Linked DNA regions of Homo sapiens: regions 1, 2 and 4 are each linked to region 3. A link is a contact called in ENCODE Hi-C or POLR2A ChIA-PET data. All regions are on one chromosome and are shown on one strand. The core of a region is the stretch at or near the end of the contact, and the rest is flanking DNA. Distances in the headings are between cores, read along the strand shown. Region 1 has its middle 58 kb from the start of RHOU. Region 2 overlaps GALNT2 (polypeptide N-acetylgalactosaminyltransferase 2). Region 3 holds the start of CCSAP (centriole, cilia and spindle associated protein). Region 4 holds the start of TRIM11 (tripartite motif containing 11).

What was found. Hi-C counts contacts between places; a loop is a spot of excess contacts on that map. ChIA-PET counts read pairs that join two places held with the same protein, here RNA polymerase II (POLR2A). Pooled maps may share reads with other maps.
Region 1: a pooled map shows a loop between it and region 3 (7-fold over the local background). The contact joins the enhancer-like site here to the promoter of CCSAP in region 3. A Hi-C loop is called at or near these places in 7 of 50 pooled maps.
Region 2: a pooled map shows a loop between it and region 3 (5-fold over the local background). The contact joins the enhancer-like site here to the promoter of CCSAP in region 3. A Hi-C loop is called at or near these places in 3 of 37 single-sample maps with no recorded cell type and 6 of 50 pooled maps.
Region 4: a loop to region 3 is called in a pooled map, with 11 times the contacts of the local background. The contact joins the promoter of TRIM11 here to the promoter of CCSAP in region 3. A Hi-C loop is called at or near these places in 1 of 37 single-sample maps with no recorded cell type and 8 of 50 pooled maps. POLR2A ChIA-PET finds 5 or more read pairs at or near these places in 2 of 52 experiments (Caco-2 and endothelial cell of umbilical vein).

Annotation. Positions count from the first base shown.
Region 1 is chr1:228,790,910-228,796,644 of GRCh38, forward strand. No RefSeq gene overlaps it. Among named protein-coding and RNA genes, the nearest start is that of RHOU, 58 kb to the left of the region's middle. Within about 2 kb of position 3,347, at least 2 of the 41 ENCODE cell types and tissues checked have a DNase peak (open chromatin) inside an H3K27ac peak, as active enhancers do.
Region 2 is chr1:230,107,978-230,113,644 of GRCh38, forward strand. All of the region lies in intron 1 of GALNT2 (polypeptide N-acetylgalactosaminyltransferase 2), which reads left to right. Among named protein-coding and RNA genes, the nearest start is that of GALNT2, 44 kb to the left of the region's middle. RefSeq lists enhancers at 1,831-1,890, 2,521-2,580, 2,591-2,670, 3,708-4,374, 5,273-5,667. Within about 2 kb of position 2,079, at least 6 of the 41 ENCODE cell types and tissues checked have a DNase peak (open chromatin) inside an H3K27ac peak, as active enhancers do.
Region 3 is chr1:229,338,818-229,345,185 of GRCh38, forward strand. It overlaps CCSAP (centriole, cilia and spindle associated protein), which reads right to left and starts at 4,230. Exons shown (of 4, transcript NM_145257.5): 1 at 4,095-4,230; 2 at 3,282-3,696. The coding sequence starts at 3,648. RefSeq lists silencers at 3,279-3,478, 3,679-4,538, 5,385-5,679.
Region 4 is chr1:228,403,054-228,409,184 of GRCh38, forward strand. TRIM11 (tripartite motif containing 11) reads right to left here and starts at 3,782. Exons shown (of 6, transcript NM_145214.3): 1 at 3,101-3,782. The coding sequence starts at 3,508. It overlaps TRIM17 (tripartite motif containing 17), which reads right to left. Exons shown (of 7, transcript NM_016102.4): 6 at 6,119-6,131; 7 at 4,882-5,698. The coding sequence ends at 5,148. RefSeq lists silencers at 3,494-3,733, 3,794-3,883, 4,024-4,093 and enhancers at 4,444-4,493, 4,685-5,344.

The DNA of each region.
Region 1 (5,735 bases), core at 2,097-4,596, 550 kb before region 3:
CTGTTTTGGGGGAAGTTTCTGCAGTAGTGGGGATATGAAAATGTGTGAATGTAGGAATGGTTATCTAGGCCTAGGCAGTGGTGGAAAAGCATCATTGTTCTAAGGCAACATTAGAGACTCAAGAGAAGACTTGGGTGGGGGCAGGAGAAATTATGCTCAAAATGAAGCTAGGAAATGAGGCCCAGGCCACGGAAAATTGATTAGGCTAATCAGATCAGTAGAACTAAAATTAGAAGAGGAACAGAAGAAAAGTCCTTTGACCAGACAGGATTAGATGGGTTACCTAAAGTGGCAATGACAGTCATCTGTAAGTCTACATCCTGTTCTTAGATGCCAAAGCAGACCCAATGTTAGGACCGTGTGTGAGTGTGAGTGTGTGTGTGTGTGTGTGTGTGTGTGTGTGTGTGTGTAGTAGGGGTCTGTAGAGTAGCGAGATGGGAACCCAAAGAAAAGAGAAGCCCCCTTCCTCTGGAGCTCCTAATCTGGTCAGAAAACAGAGAAACACTTGTTTACTGAATAGATGTATGAAAAAAGCTCTTTTATTTATTTATTTATTTATTTATTTATTTATTTAGACGGAGTCTTGCACCTGTTGCCCAGGCTGGAGTGCAATGGCACGATCTCTGCTCACTGCAACCTCTGCCTCCCAGGTTCAAGCAATTCTCCTGCCTCAGCCTCCCAAGTAGCTGGGATTACAGGCACCTGCCACCACGCCTGGCTAATTTTTTTGTATTTTTAGTAGAGACAGCGTTTCACTGTGTTGGCGAGGCTGGCCTTGAACTCCTGACCTCATGATCTGCCTGCCTCGGCCTCCCAAAGTGCTGGGATTACAGGCATGAGCTACCATGCCTGGCTGAAAAAAGCTCTTTATAAAGTAGCACAAACACGCAATTTAATATTTGTGTGCATGAGGAATCTGTAACTACCAAAGAGAGGAAAGATACTCAAGCAATTCAGGTTCACTTAAATCCACTTTGTTTTCCTTTTGGCTCCATCTCCATCCATTCCCCTCTCTGGTGGCTGTGTCCTCACCTCTGTCCCCCAGCCTTGTCACTTGCTAGGATAAGGCACAGGGCCTCACTGGACTTTGTCTGCTCAGCTGTAAGTTAAGGGTGGTGAGAGCTGAAAATCTTCCAGCTCTGATGATCTGAGACCCACACTCGCTTTCTTCATTGACCTTCTGTTGGTCTATTTGGCATTATCCCTGATGTTCAGCCCTGGACAAATTGCAGGAATAATTTGCTCCCTGCTCGCTTGTTTAGCTGCCAGTAAAAGCTATGAAAACCTTTCTACCTGAGAGTGAAAAGTTCGTGAATTGGAGCTCTTGGGGAAGCATTGAGCCGTTGAGGCCTGTCTAACAAATAACATGCTCTCTTTCTTTCTGTTCTTAGTTGTCATCTTTGCTTATATCATATTCATTCATTTGACAAATATTTATTGAAGTGTTCACAATAAGTATTTTGAAGTGTTTGCAATGTGCCAGGTTCCACACCAACTACTAGGAGTTTGAAAGTTTATAAGAAACTATCACTGTTGTCAAGAAGCCCATTGTTTAGTGGGGCATATGGATGTGGAAATCACTACCCCTGCAGAGTGTGATAAGTGATTGGGGGTGACTGCAAACACAGGAACTCAGAAATGGAGATGAACCAGAAGGCCCTCAGCGGGGATACAAGGAAGGAGTGGCATGGGAGTGGAGTTCTGAGAGATGAGCAATAATGTGCGGGTGGGAAAGGTAAGGAGGTGGATATACGCTACGGTATAAAAGTGCTTGCAAGTTGCTGGGCAGGGGTTCAATGTAAGAGCAGGAATCAGCAACAGACTAGGTTGAAGAGAGGAGAGGGTTGGTGTGTGTCAAGGACTTTGAGTGCCCTGCTCAGGAGTTCAGATTTCATCCTAGAAGCAACAGGACACCACCAACAATTTCAATGCACTTGAATTTTGGCAGCTGTGTTGGAAGTGACTGATGTGGGAAGAGGCTGTAAAGGGGGGTGAGGGGGTGGCCTTTGGAGGTCTTTGAGTGCCCCAGGCAGGAGACAGGAAGAGACAATGGAAATGGGGCAGCAGAGGCCAAGGACAGAAAATAGGAGCTCCCTTTAACCTAGAATCTGCTAAGCAGGGTGGGTTAAAGGAGAGGTAAGAGAAAGAATAACTTTGAGGTTTCTAATGTGAACAGCTGAGTAAAAGGAAAAAGGAATTGTAGCAGTGGATGTTACCCCAACTGACATCTTAGAGTGCCCCATAAGAAGACCCTGGAGGCTTTGTCTCTGCAGAACATTTTTGTGCACTGTTTCCTTCCTGCACAGCCCTCCCTGGTGGCCTGGTTTGGTGTCTTGGTTGTGGTCTCCTGTCTGGTTTCTGCATCTATGCCGAGGCCTTTCAAAGAAAAGTTTAATCTGAACAATCCCATGACATTGGCACTGGGTGCTCTTGACTCCAAGGCCTTCGGCTTCTGCTCTGCTTCATCCTACTCTTCTTGTTTCCTACCTTGGCTTCCAGAACTCTAGCCCAGGGGCCCTTCTTGTCCAGATTAATAGGGAGGGAAGAAGAGGAGAAAACTGTTTTTGACATGTTAGGCTAAAAGTGTCTGTGGGACATCCGTGCAGAGATTTCCAGTGGGCAGGTAGGAAAGAGTTCAGAGGAGAGGAAGGAACCATGTTTAGAAGCCGAAGACATAGAAGAATGACCAAAATTACTCAAAAAGACCATACATGGGAGAGCTAAAAGAGAAGGAAAACTGAAAATTGACCTATAGGCAATGCCATTTGAGGTGGATATGACATGAAATTCCAGGGAAGAAGAATGAGGAAAGACAATCACAAAAATCACAGTGGACAAAACGGGGAATGTGTGCTAGAGTCAGAGGAGGATTTTTGAAGAAGAAGGAGGAGGAATGAACATCTGTATAAAATTGTTGCACAGAAGTGATTTTATTTAAACATTAAACATTAAAACATTTACTAGCCTTCCACTATATGACAATTGCTATACCAGGAATAGGGTTATCAGAAGTAAATCAGGTTCAGTCCCTGCCTGTAAGGATCCTCCAGTCTAGTAGAAGATAAAAACATAAATAGACAAGTGGAATAAATTGTAGGTTACACAGAGAACTAAAAATCAAACATATTGAACAGGTGGGAACAGACTTCCATGGCTTCAGAAAGGTGATGACTTTCAAGACCAGACAGGAGCTATGTGCAGGTGTCCACAAGGTGAACCATCGGAGAGTTTCAGAGAGAGGAAGGACTAGGAGCTCCCACAGAGCTGGTAGAGTAAGTATGGCCAAGGATGAAGGATGAAGTAAGGGGCAGAGAGAGACATGAGTTTGAAGAATGTTCATGGTTCAGACTACTGAGGGCTTTGTAGTTTGGAGCAACAGGATTTTTGCTCATTTGTGAGTTTCCTGTGCCAAACCACAAATGGAGTGACTCAAAACAAGAGAAATTTATTTTCTCACAATTCTGAAAGTCAAAAGTCTTAAATCCAGGTGTGAGCAGGGCTGCACAGCCTCTAGGGGCTCTAGGGAAGAATCTGTTTGTAGCCTTTTCCATCTTCTGGTGGTTGTTGGCTTGTGGCCACAACACTTCAAACTATCCCTCTGTGGTGACATCGCCTCCTTCTTTCACTGTGATCTCCCCCTTCCTCCCTCTTATAAAGATACTTGTGATGGCATTTAGGGCCATGGTTCAAGCTTATCTCCACATCTCAAGATTCTTAACTCATTTGCAAAACCCCTTTTTCCATATAAGCTCACATTTATAGGCTTCAGGGATTAGGACCTGCATATATTTGGGGGCTGTAATTCAGCTTGCTACAGTCAGGGTTGGCAATTAGTTATACCTTCCTGGGAGTAAAAGACAGAATGGATTGGAGAGACCCATACTGGAGTCAAGAACATCATCACTTTGGAGATTACAGAAGACATACAGGTTAAGAGGTGACTGAGACCTGAACTAAGAGAGCAGTGGAGGTGGGGATGGGAGTGAGATCTCAGTGGAAAAGTGTCAGTAGGGTTGGGTGGTTCTCAGTGTCTCAGTGGGGTCCTGGGGACAGAAGCCCAATCACACATATCGAAAGCGACAGCAGATTTCACTTCTTTTCAGTCATCTACCGGGTACTGAGCTAGTTGTCAAAGGCAATGATAAGCCAGCATGTGTCTGATAGCGTGGGAAGGAGCTCTGAAAACAGGACCAGAAAGGAAACGGAGGTGGGGAAACAGATTCTCTAATTCCTGAGCATCTTTGAAGAAATCCACTGTAGGCTGTGTCATTCTGTCTCTCTCCCACTGCAACCAGAAACCATCTAGTAGGGTGGTGGAAGATATTAATTGACTAAAAATCCTTTGAAATTTTGAGGCATAAAAAATTCCATCTAAGAAATTTGCTTATAAATAGGCCCTGAAATAGGCAATCTAGATCCCAAAGCCACTTGCAAGGTAGGAATGGAGGAACGGCCTTCTGCAAGCTCTGTTTTTTCTGCAGTCAGGTGACTTGGACTCACCAAGACCTCCAGCCAGTGCCACAGGCCAGGACCCCCACCCCTCAAGATACCCTAAAGGTCCAGGGATCCCTAGACAGTACGGGAGTGCAATACCAGACTGCTAGCTTCAAGGGACTCAAGCAGTAACCTTGGGGCCTGATAATGCCAGGTCATTTGCACCTAAAATCGTATAGCATTGCATCTCCATCACATACAGGCACAGGATAGCTGAGTTTCTACAGGTTCATCGGCTTTTGTGTACCAAAGGGGTCATATGAATGGCAATTTGGTTGTATCTAGTCCTCGTCTTCTGCTCCTGCCTCCCGAATGATGCTGCCTCCTAGGAATGCTGCCTCCCCTGTCCTGGCTGCCAACTGGCCAGTGCGCTGGGTGAAGCTGCTGTTCTCCCAAACAGGCTGGCTCCTCCTCTGCACTGTCTGCCTCAGGCCCTGAGTGCCAGGGTAGGCTCTGTTTTGTGCAGGAGCCTTCACTCTGTGTCTCCTGGCACCAAAGCCACATCTGGTGAAACTTGGTGGCTTCTCTCCCTGCCTGTAGCCCTTCTCCATGTGGGGCTGAGATCTAAGTCCAGGGCCCAGAGCTGGAGGACCAGTGTCTGAACAGGCGCCAGGGTTCCTCCCCATCCCATCCCCCAACCTGTTGTTAGGGGGTGCAAATTCCTCTTCCCCCCATCCTCCATACTCTTCTTCACTAGAAAAATGCCCTAATGCAAACTGGTTTCTATGAGGCCCCCCTTAGTTTTGACTGATTCCAAGGCAAGTGCTATCCATTATGCATTCTAAAAATTTTTATGTGAGCTCTTCCTATTTGTCAGCCAGTGTACTAGCTAGCAAAGCTAACAAGTAACAAAAGTGTACTAACAAAACAGACTTGAAGCATAAAAATATGCCTTGGTGGCTGGGAGCAGTGGCTCACGCCTGTAATCCCAGCACTTTGGGAGTCCGAGGCGGGTGGATCACAAGGTCAGGAGTTCGAGACCAGCCTGGCCAATATGGAGAAACCCCCATCTCTACTAAAAAATACAAAGAAATTAGCCGGGTGTGGCGGTGCATGCCTGTAATCCCAGCTACTCGGGAGACTGAGGCAGGGGAATTGCTTGAGCCCGGGAGGCAGAGGTTGCAGTGAACAGAGATCGTGCCACTGCACTCCAGCCTGGGTGACAGAGGGAGACTCCGTCTCAAAAAAAAAGAAGAAAGAAATATGCCTTGGGTGTTCCAATGCACGTGCACTTTCACTGA
Region 2 (5,667 bases), core at 829-3,328, 770 kb after region 3:
TGTTACCTGCGTGCATCATAAAATGCTGTGAAAGGGGTCACAGGTATTGCCCAGGCTTGGGCAGACTCATTCATAGGGCTCACTGGCTTGCATGAGAAGGGATGCTGGGCACGGTAAACACAGAAGGAGAAGGCAGGCTCTGCTGCCAGGAGCTTGCACCCTGAGCCACGTGGAACTGGTTTGCCTGTGAAGCAATAGGCACAGTCCTGAAAGAGCACAGTCCTGAAAGAGCACTTCTAATTGGGCATACAAGCAAGCTCATAATAAAGTTCTCCTAGGAAGTTTTCCTCATGTTTTGAAGATGATACACTTAGTCCCTGACTGGGGATGGTTTCGCTTACACTTTTTCAACTTTACGATGGTGTGAAAGTGATACACGTTCAGTACGTTCCTCAATTAACAATGAAGCTATGTCCCGATAAACCCATCATAAGTTGAAAATATCCTAAGTCCATAATGCACTTCTGATATAATGGTATTTTCAACTTACAGTGGCTTTACCAAGATGTGGCGCATTGTAAGTCGAGGAGCATCCATCCCTGATGGGATATATAAGGATGAGATTTATGCACAGATGTTCCTCAGCTTATGATGGGATCATGTCCCAGTAAAGACACTGTAAGTTGGAAACATCTGAAGTCGAAAATGCATTTGATATACCTAAGCTATCAAGCATCATAGCTTAGCCTCACCTGCCTTCATTGTGCTCAGAGCACTTAAACGTTAGCCTGCAATTGGGCAAGTCATATCCAAACAATGCTGACAGCACCGCACACTGTAGGGTATCAGTTGTTTAACTTCGTGACCGTGTGGCTGACTGAGAGCTGTGAATCACTGACATTGCCCGGCATTGTCAGAGACTATCCGACCGCATATCGCTAGCCCAGGATAAGAGCAGAATTCCAGATTTGAAGTACAGTTTCTACTGAAGGCATATTGCTTTCGCACCATCGTGAAGTCAGAATTGTTAAGTCGAGCCATGGTAAGTTGGAGACCATCTGAATAACAGGATGAGATGTAGAGCAGGATATATATGTTAGAAACAAAGTTTCGCGAACAGTGCAAACGTTTTCTAGATGGACTATCCTACTCTTCTCTATCTCATTAAACACTTTGCTGGCAGCAACTCACTGAGTTGAATTCCCGCTCCACCAGTAGCCTCCCCTGGGCGTTGGAAGGCTCTGCCCTCTGATGGGGGTCTCCCTGGGAGCTGCGGCTGCGGACCCCCGTAGATGGGATGCAGCTGCCCAGTGTGGTCCTTGCCTTTGCAGGTGAGCGGGTGCAGGGAGGTGCGGGGTGGGGTGGCGGCTGCAGCAGTGGTGGTTGGGGGCCCTGCAGGCTCCCTCGGGGTGTAGCAGGGACATGGTGTGGTGGTTAACAGGAGTAGGCCACTCATGTGGGACGTCAGGACTAGTGCCACAAAGGCAGCCCTGTCACACGAACAGGTTCTTGGGGGACAGAGGTCTGTCTGGGACTGGCTAATGACCTGGAAAGACTGGAGAGGCACCATTGTCCACCACCAGATGTATGGCTGCAGGGTAGGAGTAGACTTAAGAAGGAACACTGTTGGCTGGGCGCAGTGGCTCACGCATGTAATCCCAGCACTTCGGGAGGCCGAGGCAGGTGGATCACCTGAGGTCAGAAGTTCAAGAACAGCCTGGTCAACATGGTGAAACCCCATCTCTACTAAATATACAAAAATTAGCTGGGCGTGGTGGCAGGTGCCTGTAATCCCAGCTACTCTGGAGGCTGAGGCAGAAGAATCACTTGAACCTGGGAGGCGGAGGTCGCAGTGAGTTGAGAGATCACGCCATTGCCCTCCAGCCTGGGCAACAAGAGCGAAACTTCGTCTCCAAAAAAAAAAAAAAGAAGGAACACTGTTAGGGAGGCAGTCAGTGAGCCTCAAGTCAGAAAGACAAACAAGCTCATTTTATGCATTTGCTAACATTTGACCTCTTCTGGGACGCGTAGGTCTCTCAAGTTCTGTTTCTGTTTCCTGTCACGCAGATCAGAGATGTGAAACAGACCTGGTGTACACCCGTCTGGGGTAGCACTGGGAGCCACGGCGTCCTGGCAGAGCAGGTGTGCCTCCCACAGGCTGATGCAGCCGTTCTCTGTGCAGAGGCTGAGCCATCCTAGGAGCAGCTGTGGGGTGAAAGTGTCCTTCCTTAAACTTAGTGCTCCTGCTCATTCTCTCAGTATGGCTAATAGCTCATTTAAATATACTATGGTGGTTTTTAATTTTTGTGACTCATTCCCTCCCCTCCTCACCTGTGTTTTTCCTGTGTGTCAGGGACATTTTAGGGGGACCAAAAGGATCTCTGTCTCTGCTCTGTGCTTGCTCTGAGGTTGAATAGAGAATGTTCAGGGCTGTTCTTATTTGAGTCACTGGAGCTGTTGTGAGCTCTGACGGCCTGGGAGCCCCACTACTGTCACATGAGGACAGGGCGTGGGGTGGCTCAAGCATGGCCGCTTGGGGTTGGGTCCTAGTGCTGTCATGTTGGAGGTGTCTGACCTTTGCACTAAGTTTCCCCACTTACACTAAATGGGGATAATCAAAGCTTTGTGTGGGGATTAAGTGAGTTAATGTAACCAGAACACTTAGAATGGTGTGCTGCATACAGTGATAATGCAGAACTACTCACTGCTGCTGGAGTGCGCTGTTATATTCTTTATTAGGTCCTCAGACTTTTTCTATGCCTAAGCCTTGAGGGTCTCTCTCAGCTGTGCTTTTCTGTTTTTTTTTTTTTTGTCTTCAATAGATTTTTCTAGGGTCTTTTCTGGTAAAAAGAGACTGGGAATGCAAATACATTGAGCATGAGTTGAGAGGAGTTTGGACATCAGCCTGACCGTGGAAAACTGGGGAGGCGTGGAGTATATAGTTTCCTCTGGGTGGGTTACTGACAGACCATGGGAGTTCTGGGGAAAATGTATGCTCTTCTCTTTAAGTACAAGCCACCATTGCCAGGCAGAAGCTGATAAAGTAATTAGAATTGTTGTTCATACCTGACTTGCAGGAATGTGTGTGCGTGTGTCTGCATGCGTGTGTACGTATATATACTGTGCATGCATATTTGTGTGTGTGTACATACATATGTACACACTGCATGTGTCTGCATTTATGTACATATGGGCATGTGGCATGGGCATATGGCACATGCGTATCTGTGCATGCACACATGTACACAGCACACATGCACACATGCAGTGCATAGTATGCCTGCATGTACATGTGCGTACCATGCATGCATGTACCTACACGTGTGCATACTAATTTGTGCACACGTGCACACTGCAATGTGTACTTACATGCAAGCCTACGATATGTGTTTGCAGGCACATACATGTTCACACACTGCCCATGCACATTTGCATACACATGTGTGCATGGAACATATGCAGTACAACACAAGTGTGTTTGCATACATGTACAAACACACATGTGTATTTACCTACATTTCAAGGTGAACCCTCCCCAGAAGGCTCTGCTCAATGAGACTCTGAAAGTGTTCAAAAGCATGGTCTGAGAAAGCATCCCTCCTTCAGGGCATGTACCCAAGTAGTCTTTCTCTTGCTGGCTGAAATCATCAGGGATTGTTTCCAAGTTTTAACTTCTGATTTTCACTCTTTTAAATCCCAGAGCCGATACTTGAACAGAAGTAAGTTTGCTGTTACACCTCTCACTTTGATTAGCTTGTTGCGTTAAATTAATTGTCAGATTGCCTGAAACCAAAGCTTCTTAAAATGAACACTGGTTCACTCGGGAAATTTTTGCAAGATCAAAAATGGAAGACTGTGTCACTGATGAAAGGGAGAGATAGCCAGAATACAAAATCTAGAGCTTTGGACCTGAAATCTGGCTGCAAGATGGTTTTTTCCTGTCTTACCTAAGAAGTGGCCCCCAGGATTCACATACCAGTAGCCTCTTTTTGTTATTCTTTTTTTTTTTTTTAAACATATCCCCTTGTTAAAGATCCTCTTGATTGCAAGCAAAAGCAGCCTACTGTGCAGGCTGGCTTAAGCAGAAAAGGGAATTTATTGTGGGGACATGGTGGGGAGGTGTCTCATTACTGAGAGGAAGAAGGCTGGCTGGCCTCAGAAGGCATGAGAACTGGGACCTGGGTCCAGCCCAGTCCATGGTGGCCACAGCTGGATCTCAGCTCTGCTCCTCCAGGCCAGGTGGCTGCTTTCTCCTCTCTCTGCAGTGGGATTTTCTCTGCCCAGGACTCATGTGTCTACCTGTGGGTCTAATCTCCTAGCATAGGCTGAGCCTGCACCTCCTTGAGAAAACAGATTAGCTTAGCTTAGTCTGAGTGTTCACTCCAGGCGCACCCTGAGAGGGAGTGCAGCCTGCACATGGGGTGGGTAGTTCTTAAAGGGAGCCTGCCTCCAGAGGCGCCGGGGGAGGGGGGGGGCCTGCATTTAGAGTGTGTGCGTGGAGCATGTAGCTTGTTCCTGTTTTCATGGAGTCGCAGAGATCAGAAAGCATTTATGCCTGTTTCTGACAGAGATGCACACAGCTGGTCTGAATGGGCAGGATTGGGGTGAGGGCAGTGGAGGAGGGATCTGGCCACACAGGCAGTCTGCTGTGAGGGCCACTTCAAGCCACTCTTCCCTTGCTGAGCTGTGATTCGTTCTTTTCCAAGTGACTTAAACAGAGGCCTTTTCTCTTGTTTGTGGGGATGAGGATGGCGAAGGGAGGAGGAGGGAGAGGGTGGCTGAGTGGAGGAAGCGCAGTTGTGCTGCGGAGATTCCTGCTCTGCAGCTTGTCTGCTGTGGATTGGCCCAGGGGGTAGGTGGCACAGTGTGTGTGGCAGGGGGGTGGGGGGGACCAGGCCTGGCTCCGCTGGTCCACTCTTGGGCTGTGAGCCAGGACAAAATCTTATACCAAGCAAGCATCTTTTCCAGTAAAATAGAGTGTCTCCATGCCCTTAGGAACTGCCTGGGACAGCCTCATTCTGTCCTGGATTTTGTTCTGGGCTCTGCTGCCTGTTGAGCGTGGACCAGTGACCTCGTAACTGTGGCAGAGGTGAAGGTCTCAGCACCTTCTGTGTGCCCTCTTGCATGTGTGTTTGCCAGCATGCTTGGGGCTTTCTTCAGGTGTTTCTGGCCTGAGGAAGTGTCTTACCCCCATGTTATTTGTGTGGCTGCACAGCATCTGGAGGGAGGGATAGAGCCCCAGCGCTGGGCACATCGGATCTGTGCTCTGAACAGCTCTGTTGATGCCAGAGCTGCCTGACTTGCTCTGTGTGGTGCTGTGAAGGTCAGGCTTGGAGAGTGAGGAGCTGCTGAAAAAGGGTGAGTTTTGTTCTCTTCTTCCAGGGCTCAGTCTTCCTTGTACCAGTTTCTTTCTCTGTTCTTCTCTCCTTGACTCAGGAATCCAGTTTGCGCAGCACTTACATGGCGGGCAAACTCCAGTTTATACCTGGAGCTGCAGGGCGGAGCTGCTGTCAGCTGGGAGCTGTTATTGAGGAACAGCTGTGGTAGAGGTGGATAAGAAGAAGACCTGACCCCACCTGCTGGGGCAAGAAGCCTGCATAGCACAGCTAAACAGCCATGTGGGACAACGGCTGAGCAATGACAGTGGAACCCAGTGTCCCATGCAAAGTGCTCAAGAAGTGGACGGGATGGATCGCTGCTGAGTGGCTCTTGAGGAGCTCAGAGTAT
Region 3 (6,368 bases), core at 2,980-5,479:
TGTTGTAAAAAGAAATAAAAAGGGACGGAAAGGAGGGAGGTAAGGGAGGGAATAAATGGCAGCCCAGAAAACAATTCAAGAGCTCTTACATTTAAAAGAAAAATAGGATCCCTCAAATGGAAAATGTAATAAGAGATTTAGAAGATACAGCTGAGAGTATCACCCAGAAAACAAAACAATAAAAGATGAAAATCTGTCAAGAAAAAACTTAGAAAATTAGAGGATAAAATGATAAAGTCTAATATCCAACTAAGGACTTCAGAAAAAAAAGAAATGGGAAAAAAAAAAAAAACAGAAATAAGAAAATAATTCCAGAAAACTTCCGGGAATTAAAAACATGAGTTTGTCTATAAAGACCTGCCAAGTGCCCAGCAAAGCAAAGGAAAACAGATCTAGATCAAGGAAAAATGTCAGAACATAAAGGCCAAAGAGAAGACCGTGAAAGCTTCCTGAGGGCAACACATTACCTACAAAAGATCAAGATCAAGAATCATAACGAGGCAGGCTGTAACATCAGCAGTCATAACACATAAGGAGGAATGCCCCCAGAGTTTCTACGGACAACTGTTCCAACCTAGAATTCCATGCCCAGCCACACTCACCAAATTGTAAGGGTAGAATAAAGCTATCTCTTGGCATTCAAAGAAAGCTAACCTCTGAACCATCCTTTCTTGGGAATCTACTAGAAGATGTGCTCCACCAAGAAGGGGTAAACCAAGAAAGAAAATGACATGAAAGGCACACGACAGAGACTCAAACCCAAGAGAGAAGCCAAGAAAGGTCCTAGGAGGATGGCCAAGGGCCCTCCCAAGATGCCAGCCAGGCAGCAGCCCACAGGAGCAGCAGCCAGCCCAGACAGAAGTAGGTCAGGGGCCCTGGGAGAGGCATCTTAAGATGACAAGAGTGATAGTGAACCTGATGTGTTGGTTGTATTGTGAAAGAAAAAAGGGAATCATGGGAAATAGTATGGGTCAGCTTTGAGTAACTTTTTCCATGGGCACAATACGGTACATACTAATTATGAATCCAACAAACTCTATGAGGACTGTATTGTGCAGGTGTGGAGATGGGCCGTGTGTGTGTGGGTGAGGAGAGCAGTAAAAAAGAATTAAAGTCAATAGATAATGTTAAAAACTGAAAAAAAACAATCACATGTCAATAAAAGCCATGTTACTTGGAGATACAGAAATAAATACCAAAGGAAAAACCAGGGTGTTATGTATGGCATAGGGCTGATGTGCTTTTGTAATAAGTCAGACAGAACTACGTGATTCTATGTGCATCTATGGCTTCAGGGAAAGTAAAAAATTTTATATTTTATAGAAACTCAAAAGAGTGCTCATTGCACTAGTATTTAAAACCATCCACTTAAAAACCAGGATATTTAATCTTGTGCAAGCAACACAGGAGTCAAGAGGGCCTTACGGGTAGGAGCAAAACAAAAGATGCTGCGATTGAGTCCTGAAAGCAGAAAACATCCTTTCTTCTTCCTGATGCCTAAACCAGAAACGTTAGCAGGGAAGAAATAACTGAGAGGACGCTATATTTAAGGAAACCAAAATAATCATGAACTCAGAGCTTACCTGAGCTGGTAAATACAGGCACCATCCATATCACAACGCTGCCTAAAAATTGTATTTATATTGCATGCAAATATTTGACAACTCCATCACAAACAATAAAAGATCGGGGAGAGAAAAGCCATTTAGCCTGATAAAGTACATCTCAATTTAGCTAGCAGATCAGTACCCACAGGAATAATCTGGAAGGCATGTTCCCTACCCCCTCCACCTTCTGTTATTTGCATTTCTAGCAGTGATCACTGAAGCATCAGGATTTGTGGGGATTCACAAGTAACATCATGATGGGAGGAGGCAGCCCTGCCTCCGATGATGAGCTGAAAATAGCTGAAGATGGTAAAACCAAGAGCAAAGCAACCCGGCTCATAGCCGAAATTTCATCTCCTCCTCAGCCTCTCACAGAGAAGCCAGGAAGAGTCTGATTGGCTTGCAATCGGGTAAACAAAAATAAACACATAAATGAATAAAGTCACTGATCCTGAGCTTCCGTTTTTTCATCTATAAAACTGAGATTAGGGCCGGGCATGGTGGCTCACTCCTGTAATCCCAACACTTTGGGAGGCCGAGGCGGGCGGATCACGAGGTGAGGAGTTTGAGACCAGCCTGACCAACATGGTGAAACCCCGTCTCCACTAAAAATACAAAAATTAGCCGGGCGTGGTGGCGCGTGCCTGTAATCCCAGCTACTCGGGAGGCTGAGGCAGGAGAATGACGTGAATCCGGGAGGCAGAGGTTGCAGTGAGCCGAGATCGCGCCACTGCGCTCCAGCCTGGGCCACAGAGCGAGACTCCGTCTCAAAAAAAAAAAAAAAAAAAGATTACAACATGGTCTCTTTTGGGATTGTTTTGAATATTAAATGACAACATACATATTCCCAGATCAGTGACTGAATGTCTAACAGGCTCCCAATACATTTTCCATGTTTTCCTCACTCGAGCCTTTTTAAAATCCAGTGATCTGGAAGGAACCATTGGTTACTCCAGGCTGTACTGAGGCGTTCAACTGGGTCCCCAGCCCTGCAAGCCTCTGGGCAGGAAAGAAGGTGAAGGGGCCATGCCTTGAAAACACGCGCAGCGCCACCGGCGCTTTCGGATCTGGACAGGCGAGGGAGGATGGGGAGGGACGGAAGGGGAGAGGCCCTAGCACTTATAAAGATGCTCTCACAGCCAAGTTATTCAACACTCCACGTAAACAAATGCAAAATATTCTTTAGGGACAGCGTAGCGAGGTCGGGGAGTTAATACGGAAAACAATGGCCCCATTCATCAGACAAAGCTTAGCTCTGTGGTTCTTAACCTTTTGGGTTACCTTTGAGAATCTGATTAAAGCTGGGGCTCCTCTGATCAAAAATGGGCGCCTAGAAATAAGCAGATGGGACTCAGTGGTTCGCCAAGAAATAAGATGGGATTCAGAGGTTTGCCAAGCCGCAGAGGCCCGCGAGGAAAGACCCCAGACTCAGCCAGCGGCGCTTCAATTGAGTTCACCGCTGGCTCGACCGAAAGCCACCTAATTAAGGAAATAAAGGGTGGCAAAGGCTGCCACCTTCCCTATTTTGTCAAGAGAGACGGATTCTGTCAACCGAAAAAAAAAAAAGGAAGAGCCAGCCCCGAGTGGCGCAAGAAATAAGAGATCAGCTGCTCAGAGCTTAGAGCAAACCGTCCCTGCGTGCAGGCCCCTCGCGCTCCCCTCCGGGCCGGGTACCTGGCAGAGCCGCGTCCTCCGCGTCCTCGGCCTCCGCGTCCCCGGCCTCCGCGTCCTGCTCCTCCGGGGCCCCGCGCGCCCGCCGTTCCGCCTCCTCCTGGGTCGCCGGCTCTACGGGCGGCGGGGGCGAGGGCGGGGCGCACCGGGGTGCGGGGCCCCCGGCGCCCGACGACTCTGACGACGCCGAGTCCTCCGAGGAGCCGGCCGGGCCCCAGTCGTCCCAGAGCCAGGGCGCGTGCGCCTGCTCCAGCAGCCGGCGGCCTAGGCGGTAGTGCAGCAGCTCGCGGTAGCACGGCCCGTACTCCTCCCAGCGCGGCTCCTGGTAGCGCTTCATGTACTCGCTCTTCACCCCGCTCCCCGGGGACATGGTGCCGTCCGCCGCCTCGAGCGCCAGCCGCTCCTCGCTGCCCGCAGCCTACGGGACCCGGTACACGACACAGAGGCCGCCCCGCCCCTCCGCCGGCCCTGCCCGCCGCGACGTTTAAACCCGGAGCCCCGCCCGGACGGGAGCAGGGGGCGGGTCCCGGCGAGGGCGGGGAGGGGGCGGGGCGGGGGCGGCCTCACCCGGCGGCCGGGACCAAGAGCAGAGGCGGGGACCGGGGCTGCTGGGGTCGAGGGGCGCGCCGCCGAGGAGGGCTGCTCAGTGGGCGGAAGGCAGGGAGGCTGCGGGCTGGGGCGAGGGGACCGCAGGAGACTGGGGCTGAGCGGGAGGAGGAGCGAGGGAGGGGAGCGGCGGGGCCCGTGATCGGGTGGTCCTGGGGTCTCCGGAGGCGTCCCCTGAGCTAGGCGTGCGGTCCCGCGGGGCTGCCTTACCTCCTTCCCGCCGCGCCCGGCCGATCCTCTGCGCCCAGGCCCGAGGCGCGCGTGGCGCAGCAGCTAAAGCGCAGCTCGCTCTCCCGCGCGCTTTCCTCCTGAGCAAGATGTCGCCGCGGCGGCCCGCGCTCCAGCTGCAGGCGGGAGGCGGTGGCGCCGCCTCAGTCCCGGAGCCTCCACGCGCGCTCCCGGCCCCCGGGCCTCCGCCCGCTCCGTGGGGGCGGCTGCTTCCGTAGAGAGCGCGAGGCGCGGGGGTGCGGGCGTGCCTGCCAGTCCGAGGGGCCCAGGCCCAGGTCCCTGGCCCACTTATTTGAGGTGCCCGTCCACCCTGGTCCCAGCAGACGCTGTCCCAGGCACGCGTCACTCTGCAGGAGTCGTCAGTTAGGGGCAAGAGATGATCCCTCCAGATATGCAGCCCCCCCAGGCTGCGGCCGGGGGCGACACTCTCTGTCCTCACTCGAAACCTACCGGTTCTTCCTCTCTGTGTTCACAACACCTGTTACTCTGGCTTTAACTCCCTTTTATATCTACACTCCCCAAATTCTTTTAGATTTTGATCAAAACCATTTCACTCGCTCAGAGATTCGTTTGCACATAAAAGCTTGACAGATTAACTTACGTTGTGCAGAAGTATACAAAGTTGTCCCATTTGTTACAGTTTCAAAAGTGGCCCCACACTCTTTTCCCTTTTTACACATAAAACCTTCACAGATCCAGTTACTTTGTGCAGAAGTATACAACGTTGCCCCATTTGTTACAGTTTCAAAAGTGGCCCCGCACTGTTTTCCCTTTTTGCTCATAAAACCTCCACAGATCCGGCTGAGCGCTGTGGCTCACGCCTGTAATCCCAGCATTTTGGGAGGCCGAGGCGGGTGGCTCACGAGGTCAGGAGATCGAGACCATCCTGGCTAACACAGTGAAACCCCATCTCTACTAAAAAAATAAAAATAAAAAGAATTAGCCCGGCGTGGTGGTGAACGGCTGTAGTCCCAGCTACTCGGGAGCCTGAGGCAGGAGAATGGCGTGAACCCGGGAGGCGGAGCTTGCAGTGAGCCTAGATTGCGCCACTGCACTCCAGCCTGGGCGACAGAGCAAGACTCCGTCTCAAAAAAAATAAAAAATAAAAAATAAAAACCTTCACAGATCCAGTTACATTGTACAGAAGAATACAACGTTGCCCCATTTGTTACAGTTTCAGAAGTGGTCCTGCACTATTTTCCCTTTCTTAAAAAAAGAGCCTTGATACAGTAGCTGCAAAAAGATTTGAAAGGAAAAAACTTTTGGAAAATCTAAATATATATATAGCAGTTAAAAAGCAAGCCCAGGCCGTGAGTAGCGCTCACGGCTTCCACGTCAGGATTCCCACGAATTCACCTACTTTCTACGTGTCCGCATCCTGCCTCCCACCACCACCGCCCACCTCATCATAGCTAAATGATTCAGAGGCGGCTACTGGCCCAAATGGGGCGGGTCAGACCGTCTGCTCTGAAAACTTGAAGTTACTAGTCCAATCATTAGCACGGGATTGTGTTAATGGCAGTTTTCTGGACGGAAACTCCAGGATACCCTGCTGCTAATGAGTCCGCGGACGCCATGATTTCTCCCCTTCCCAACTTTATTTTCTGTTCCTTGACTTACATTAGGGACATTCTAATGCACTTTCCTTTTGTTTAAGCTGGCTGGGGTTGGTTTCTGATGTTTGCAACCAAAGTAGCCTTAATAAAGATTGAATAAGGTGGGGAAATGGTTATATGTAGTTCTATGGGACATGCAGGACACCATCGGTTTCAGCTTTTGCTGCATAATTCACTCCAAAACTCAGTGGTTTAAAACAGCTAAGATTTATTATTTCTTATGATTCTGAGGGTTAGCTGGGCAGTTCCTCCGCAGTTGGATTCTGATGGAGAGACAGCAGGGCTGGAAGTTTCAAGATGACCTCCTGATATAGTTGGGATAATTCCTCCAAATCTGAAGTTGAAATTGATCCCCAATGTTGGAGGTGGGGCCTAGTGGGAAGTGTGTGGGTCATGGGGGCAGATCCCTCATGCATGGCTTGGTGCCATTCTTCAGTAACGAGTGAGTTCTCACTCTTTTAGTTTGCATGAGAGCTTGTTGTTCAAAAAGAGCCTGGCATGTCCTCCTCTCTCTCTCTCACTCCCTTTCTCTCTCCATGTGACATGACAGCTCCCCTTCCCCTTCCACCATGATTGGAAGCTCCCTGAGGCCTCACCAGAAGCAGATGCTGACACTGTGCTTCCTGTATAGCCTGCAGAA
Region 4 (6,131 bases), core at 2,532-5,031, 940 kb before region 3:
TTTCTTGGTCCTTAATTCTCATTCCCACGGTTCCTCATGCTGTGCATACCAGGAAGCAGTGAAAATCCTGTACACAAGCTCACTGTACTGTGTGTGCTTGGGGTGCCCTGAACCCACTTCTCGAAGGGTCTGCTCACTTCCACCCCATCTGACACCCTTATCAGCAACGGGCCCTGTGCTGGCCACACCTCTTTGCTTCTCAGCCACCCCAAGTCTTGGCTCTCATCTCTCGCTATCCACGCTCTGGAAGGATGGAGGTGCTGGGAGGGTCCAGAAGTCTGCCCCGGTAGCAGAGCCAGGACTTCAGCCCAGCTGCCTGGCTCCAGGTGCTCACTTTAGTTCACCACTTGGCCTCACGATTCGGGAAGACCGCTGGAGCACCAAGGACATGTCCAACTGCTTTACTGTCTCTGCCTAGGCTCAGCTCTCACGTGAGCTACAAGAACCCCAAATGGCGGTCCCTGTCCCCAGGCCTCTCTCCTCACTGCTGCCGACCTGTTCCAGAAAACTCAGGCCTGGCCCCTGTGACCCCAACCCCACCTCAAACACTTGGCCCAGTGCCTCTCACTTCTCCCTCAATGCCTCAGTCCCTACGGGACATTTTCAGTTTTCTTTTTTTGAGACGGAGTCTCGCTTTGTCCCCCAAGCTGGAGTGCAGTGGCACGATCTCGGCTCACTGCAACCTCTGCCTCCTGTGTTCAAGTGATTCTTCTGCCTCAGCCCCCTGAGTAGCTGGGATTACAGGTGCCCATCACCACACCCAGCTAATTTTTGTATTTTTTGTACAGATGGGATTTCACCATGTTGGCCAGGGTGGTCTCAAACTCCTGACCTCAGGTGATCCGCCCACCTCGGCCTCCCAAATTGCTGGGATTACAGGCGTGAGCCACCACACCTGGCCAACGTTTTCAGTTTTCAACACTAAGGTTACAAACAGCATTTGATCAGATGGAATGGGCTGTAAAGCAGCACAACATACCCAGCATGGCAAAGATCTTGCATTTCAGGTACCTGCATCTTTGTGTCTCTGGCCAGATCAGAACAGAAACCTCTTACCCTGCGTGTAGTCAGAACTGGGATGCTGGGGCTTGGTGCAGGCCTGGGATCTTCCCTGGCCTCCTCCTTCCTGTGGCAAACCCCCTCCCCACACAAGTGCCATCTGACACACAACCCAGAGAGATCTGGGGGCCATCTTCTCTCTCCCATGGTGCTGCTTCCTGGAACTGGAGCTTACTGGGACTTCCCTGTTTACCACCTCGGGGCAACCCAGCCTGGGGCTTGTTCAGCTGTCATGACCCCAGGTCAGGGCCAGGCAAGGAGTGAACCTGTCATGGAGCTAATGGGCCCCAGCTCTGGCAAGTGGACACACAGCCCCATAGGTGGGACTGAGCTTTCTAGGCCCATGGGGGCAGGTAAAAGCAGTTTGCTGTGGTTAACATAACCTAGGCTCTAAGGCAGTGAAGAACAGGATGTCATCCCCAAATATACCGCTGTGGTACAAGAATTATTCTGAGTAAAAGCAGATGCAGGAAGAGCTCTCTGTACTCCTATCTGCCTAAAAGTAGGGTATTCATTCCCCATGAGAAAGGCACCCTCTCTCTACCAGGAAGAGGAGGGCACTCTAATCCTGGGAGATGATTCTGCCTAAACAGACCTTACTACAATGACCATTATCTTGTGTTAATTCTTCCCATCTATTTCCTAGTCACTTTCCCACAATTTATCAGTCCTAGACGCCCAATCCCATTTCTGTGTCCAGTCACTTCTCCACAATTCACAAACCTTTGCTGAAATACGCTTTTCTATGAAGTTCTTGTGCATGTGAAACTTAAAATATTAATCAAATTGTATGATTTTTTTTCCTGTTAATTTGTCTTGTGCCAGTTTAATTTGCAGCCCTGAGCCACTGAACCTAACAGGGTAGAGGGAAATTTTTTTCTTCACCTGCAAAAGAAAGGGTTAAGTGCTATCCCATGAAACTATATCGAGTCAACTCTATAGAGCTATTGGGCACTCTCTGCACCCATTGGGGTAATTGGTGTCACAAGGGTAATTCTGCTGGGCTAACATGTTTCAGGTGTAGACATTCCTGCATGGGCAAAGAAAAGAAAACCCAAATGAATCTGTGTCTGAACAAGCCCACGGATATGGCTCTAAACCACCTTTCTGCTAAAATCCAAAGCAGAAGGGGACAGATTCAGATTTATTCTAGTATCCCAGAAGTTTGCTCTGTGATAGGGACAGATCAAGCTCAGTACTGATTCTAACACTGCCTTAACTGCTCATCTGGCACACACAAGTGACCATGATGCAACACACAAAGTGCAATCAAGAAAGCTCCAAAGATGCTGCCATCTGCCCCACACGTAGGCTCCCAGGAGCACACCTGCAGCAGGTCAGCGAGGAAAGAGGACAGCGGGAGGGAGCGCAGGCCAGGGAACGTGTGCCCCAGGCCCTTCAGCTCGGGTTTTATTTGGGTTTTAAGCAGCAAGACAAGGGGAGAAAAGGCAGGCTGAGCCCTGGCATCTCAGATGGCAGAGATGGCTCCCAGTACCCCACCCAGAAATGCAGGGCAGCCCTGGAGGGGAGGTTAGAGAGGAAACGACTGTGTCCCCCTCATCCTGCCCAGTCTGGGGCTTTCCCAGGACTTAAGTACTGACCTGCTAACACAGTCCCTGCAGGGAGTCCATCTAGGATCGGCCACCTCTGAGGTTCTCCCACTTTCCTCTGATTCCAGCTCCTTGCTGGCCAGGGTATGGCCACATTTTCCTTGCCCCCACTCCACCACCTTCCACCTTCCACCTTCCTCTCTTAGCCTCTATCTATGAGAGGTACGCCCCTCACCCCCGAGAGCAGGGTCTCATTGGCGGCCATGGTCCCAGCCTCAAGGGGCCTGGTTGAAACAGGCTGTGTCATGAGCCCCCACAGCCACCCTGCGCGACACCCCCCTCACAGGCCCACAGCAGGCTGCATCCTGAGCTCCCCGCCCTAGACAGAGACAGATTACTCCCGGAGCAGTCCCCCAAACCTCCCACCCGCCCAGGCCTCCCCAGTCCCCGGCTCCCCGACGCCCCTGCACGCCACCCCCGCCCAGGAGCACCTTGAGGTCTTCGGCCGCGTCCTGCAGCGGCCGCACGCGGTGCGCCCAGTGCTCCCCAGAGCGCTCGCAGGCCGCACACAGGAGGCGCAGCTCGTCGCCACAGAAGGCGGCCAGTGGCTCGCGGTGCGCGGGGCACACGCCCTGCGGGACCGGCGACGGCGGGTGCAGGCGCCGCGCCATCTCGGCCATCTTAGCAAGCGGGCGGTTGGGCCGCAGGTTCCTCTGCGGGGACAGCTCGCGGCACTCGGGGCACGCGTACGGGCCCTCGGGCTGGCCCCAGCAGCGCCGGATGCACTCGCGGCAGAAGTTGTGGCCGCAGTCGGTCATCACCGGATCCGTGAAGTAGTCGAGGCAGATGGCGCAGGTGGCCTCCTCCTGGAGGTTGGTGGACAGGTCGGGGGCGGCCATGGCGCGGACAGAGGGGAGGAAGGCGGTACTGTCCGCGGGGCGGCGGCGGGCGGCCTCGGCAGCTCGCGGGGACGCGGGGTATCCGGGTGCGGCGGCGCAGGCTCGGGCACTCCGGGGCGCGAGGCTCGGGACTCCCGGGTGCTCGGGCTCCGGGGCGCGGGGACTCCAGGGCGCAGGACTCTGGGTTTCGGTAGCGCTGGGCGCGTAGGCTCCGAGCGCTCGGGGGACGCGGGACGTAGGGATCCCGGATGCCGGCAGGAAGAGGAGCCGAGGCGGAAGCAGGAAGCGACTGGGTGGGTTTTGTGTGTTTTTTTTTTTTTTTTTTTTTTTTTTTTTTTTTTTTTGGAACAACCCGCTTTTGCCTCCGATTGGCCGCTGCCAGTCACGCGGCCCGCGGGCGGGACGGAATTGGAGAGCTTTCACTTGCTGACCTGGCGTCACCACCGCTCCGGTTCTTGTGGCCAGGTCTTTTACCCCTGCCCTGGGGAGGACTCAGGCGCAGGGGAGGGATGGGGACAGGGGGCGGGGCGCAGGGGAGGGATGGGGACAGGGGGCGGGGCGCAGGGGAGGGATGGAGCAGGGGGCAGGGCAAGGAGGGATGGGGACTCAGGGCGGGGCACACGGAAGCAACTGCAAGGACTAAGGGAGTCCGCAGCCTGGGGCATTGGAGCCCTTCGCCATACCCCTAGTGCGTCCTCACCCCCTCAGCCCGTGCTTCCCAGGGCGGGTATCCTCGGAAGGCCCGGCCCTCACAGCCTTGGCAGGCCAAGGTCAGAATGATTGGAGTTGGGGGATGGGACGGGGGCATCCCTCCAGGACCAGCTCTCCAGGAGGCCCACATTCTTTCTGCGGGAACCACTCCAAAGGGGCATGCTGTTCCAGGCAGCCCCTCGCGCAGACACTCCGGCTTTGTCGAGGTAGGAGTACGCTTACTCTGGAATTCTGCCTTGCTAGTGACTGACACAGGCTGTTAAAGTGCTTGACCCTGCAGGGGTGGGTGGGGGGTTCCTTGGAAAAGGTAAGGGCGCTGTGGAAAAGAGGCCCCTACATAAATCCTAATCTCTTTGGGATTTTGCCCCTGCTCGTGCAACTTTGGGGATCGAACGGGATGGGGGTGGGCAGCTCTGAGGCTTTTTACGGGTTCAGCCTTTCCCATTTTCCCCCATCGAAGGACCCAATAGGATGCATAGGACATTTCTATGGGCAGCCTGGGACCATCCCTGACACAGCAACCACCCCCGCTCCTCCCCACCATAGGATATTTCTACTTCTTTGACAGAGTAACCTAAACCCCTGGGGGGGCTGGGAGCCACAGATTCCTGTCATTCCAAAGTGGGGGTGGGGGCATGGCTAAAAAAAACGTGACCACGCTGTTCCTGGTGTGTAGGTATGGATTTAGAAATCGGTCCACTCAGAACGCAGGGGCTTTCAAAAGTTTCCTCTAGGAAGCATCTGTCAGTATACCCTCTTAATGTTTGACAGTTCTAATCACAATTATATTTAGAATTTGAGAAACCCCCCTGTGTGTCTAATGGCTGCCAGCGTGATGCCAGAGAACCCTGGCAGGTGGCCTGCAGTAAGCAGAAGGCCCACACCTTCTGCAGAGCCAGGAGCAGTGCCCGAGTCCCCCGGTCTGTGTCTATCCTTTCACCCACATGGTCACTGTGGAGATGACCATCTGACCAGACTTCGGAGCCCCCAGGCAGAAGAAAGGCTGCAGGGGGCCTGGGAAGGTGGCCTGGGAGTAGGTGTGCAGGTGGGACCCATCGCTTACACTGTAGAAGGACACTTCCCCGGCTTCGAAGTCCAGGAAGATGCCCATGTGGCTGGGAGGCTCCATCAGCATGACCGGGGTTAGGGCAGAGAAGGTGGATAAGTACTTGGTCCCCTTGGACAGCTGCACCACCCAGAAGCCGTTTTCGGGGCACTTGGGGACCCTGTCTTTCCGGCTCACGTTGTCCCTGCACACACCCAGGGCCCACAACGCGTCCCCGGTGATGTTCATGCCCACCTCCCAGTAGTGCCTCCCAGAGGAGAAGGCCGTCTGGCCCACAGCACAGGGGTAAGCCACAAATCGGTCCTTGCTGCAGAACCCACTGCCCTCCGGCGAAGAGCCGAGGTAGCGCCTCTGGCGGCTCTCATACAGGAGGAGGTAGGGGTACGCGGAGGTGGCATCAGGCACCACATCCTCTGTAGATGGGCGTGGTGGTGGAGAGATGGGGAGAGGTGTGGGGCATTCAGGGTCAAAGGTGGGAGTCCCCGGGCCCTAGTGGTGGATGTGGCCAATGGTCCCCTAACTCCGCAGAGGCCTCCCCTGCTGTGAATCTGGGGTTACTTGATGCTTCCACACACCAATTGTGTGTGGGCCTTGGTGGCAATAAGGTACAGGGGGCTGGGCAGAGAGACCACTGGGAACTCAACAAGATTCATCCCATGAATTAGAACCACCAGTAACGCCGCCCTACGAAGGCACAGTGAATAGCCAGTGACCGTCACCAGGCAGTGCACTTGTAGAACCCCCCCCATTGGTGGCTTCCGAGGCTAGGGGGTACAGTGGGGCATCGCCAAGAGATCCTGGGTCAGAGGTCCTGGCCCTGGGTGCCCACTTACCTAGAAAGCCTCT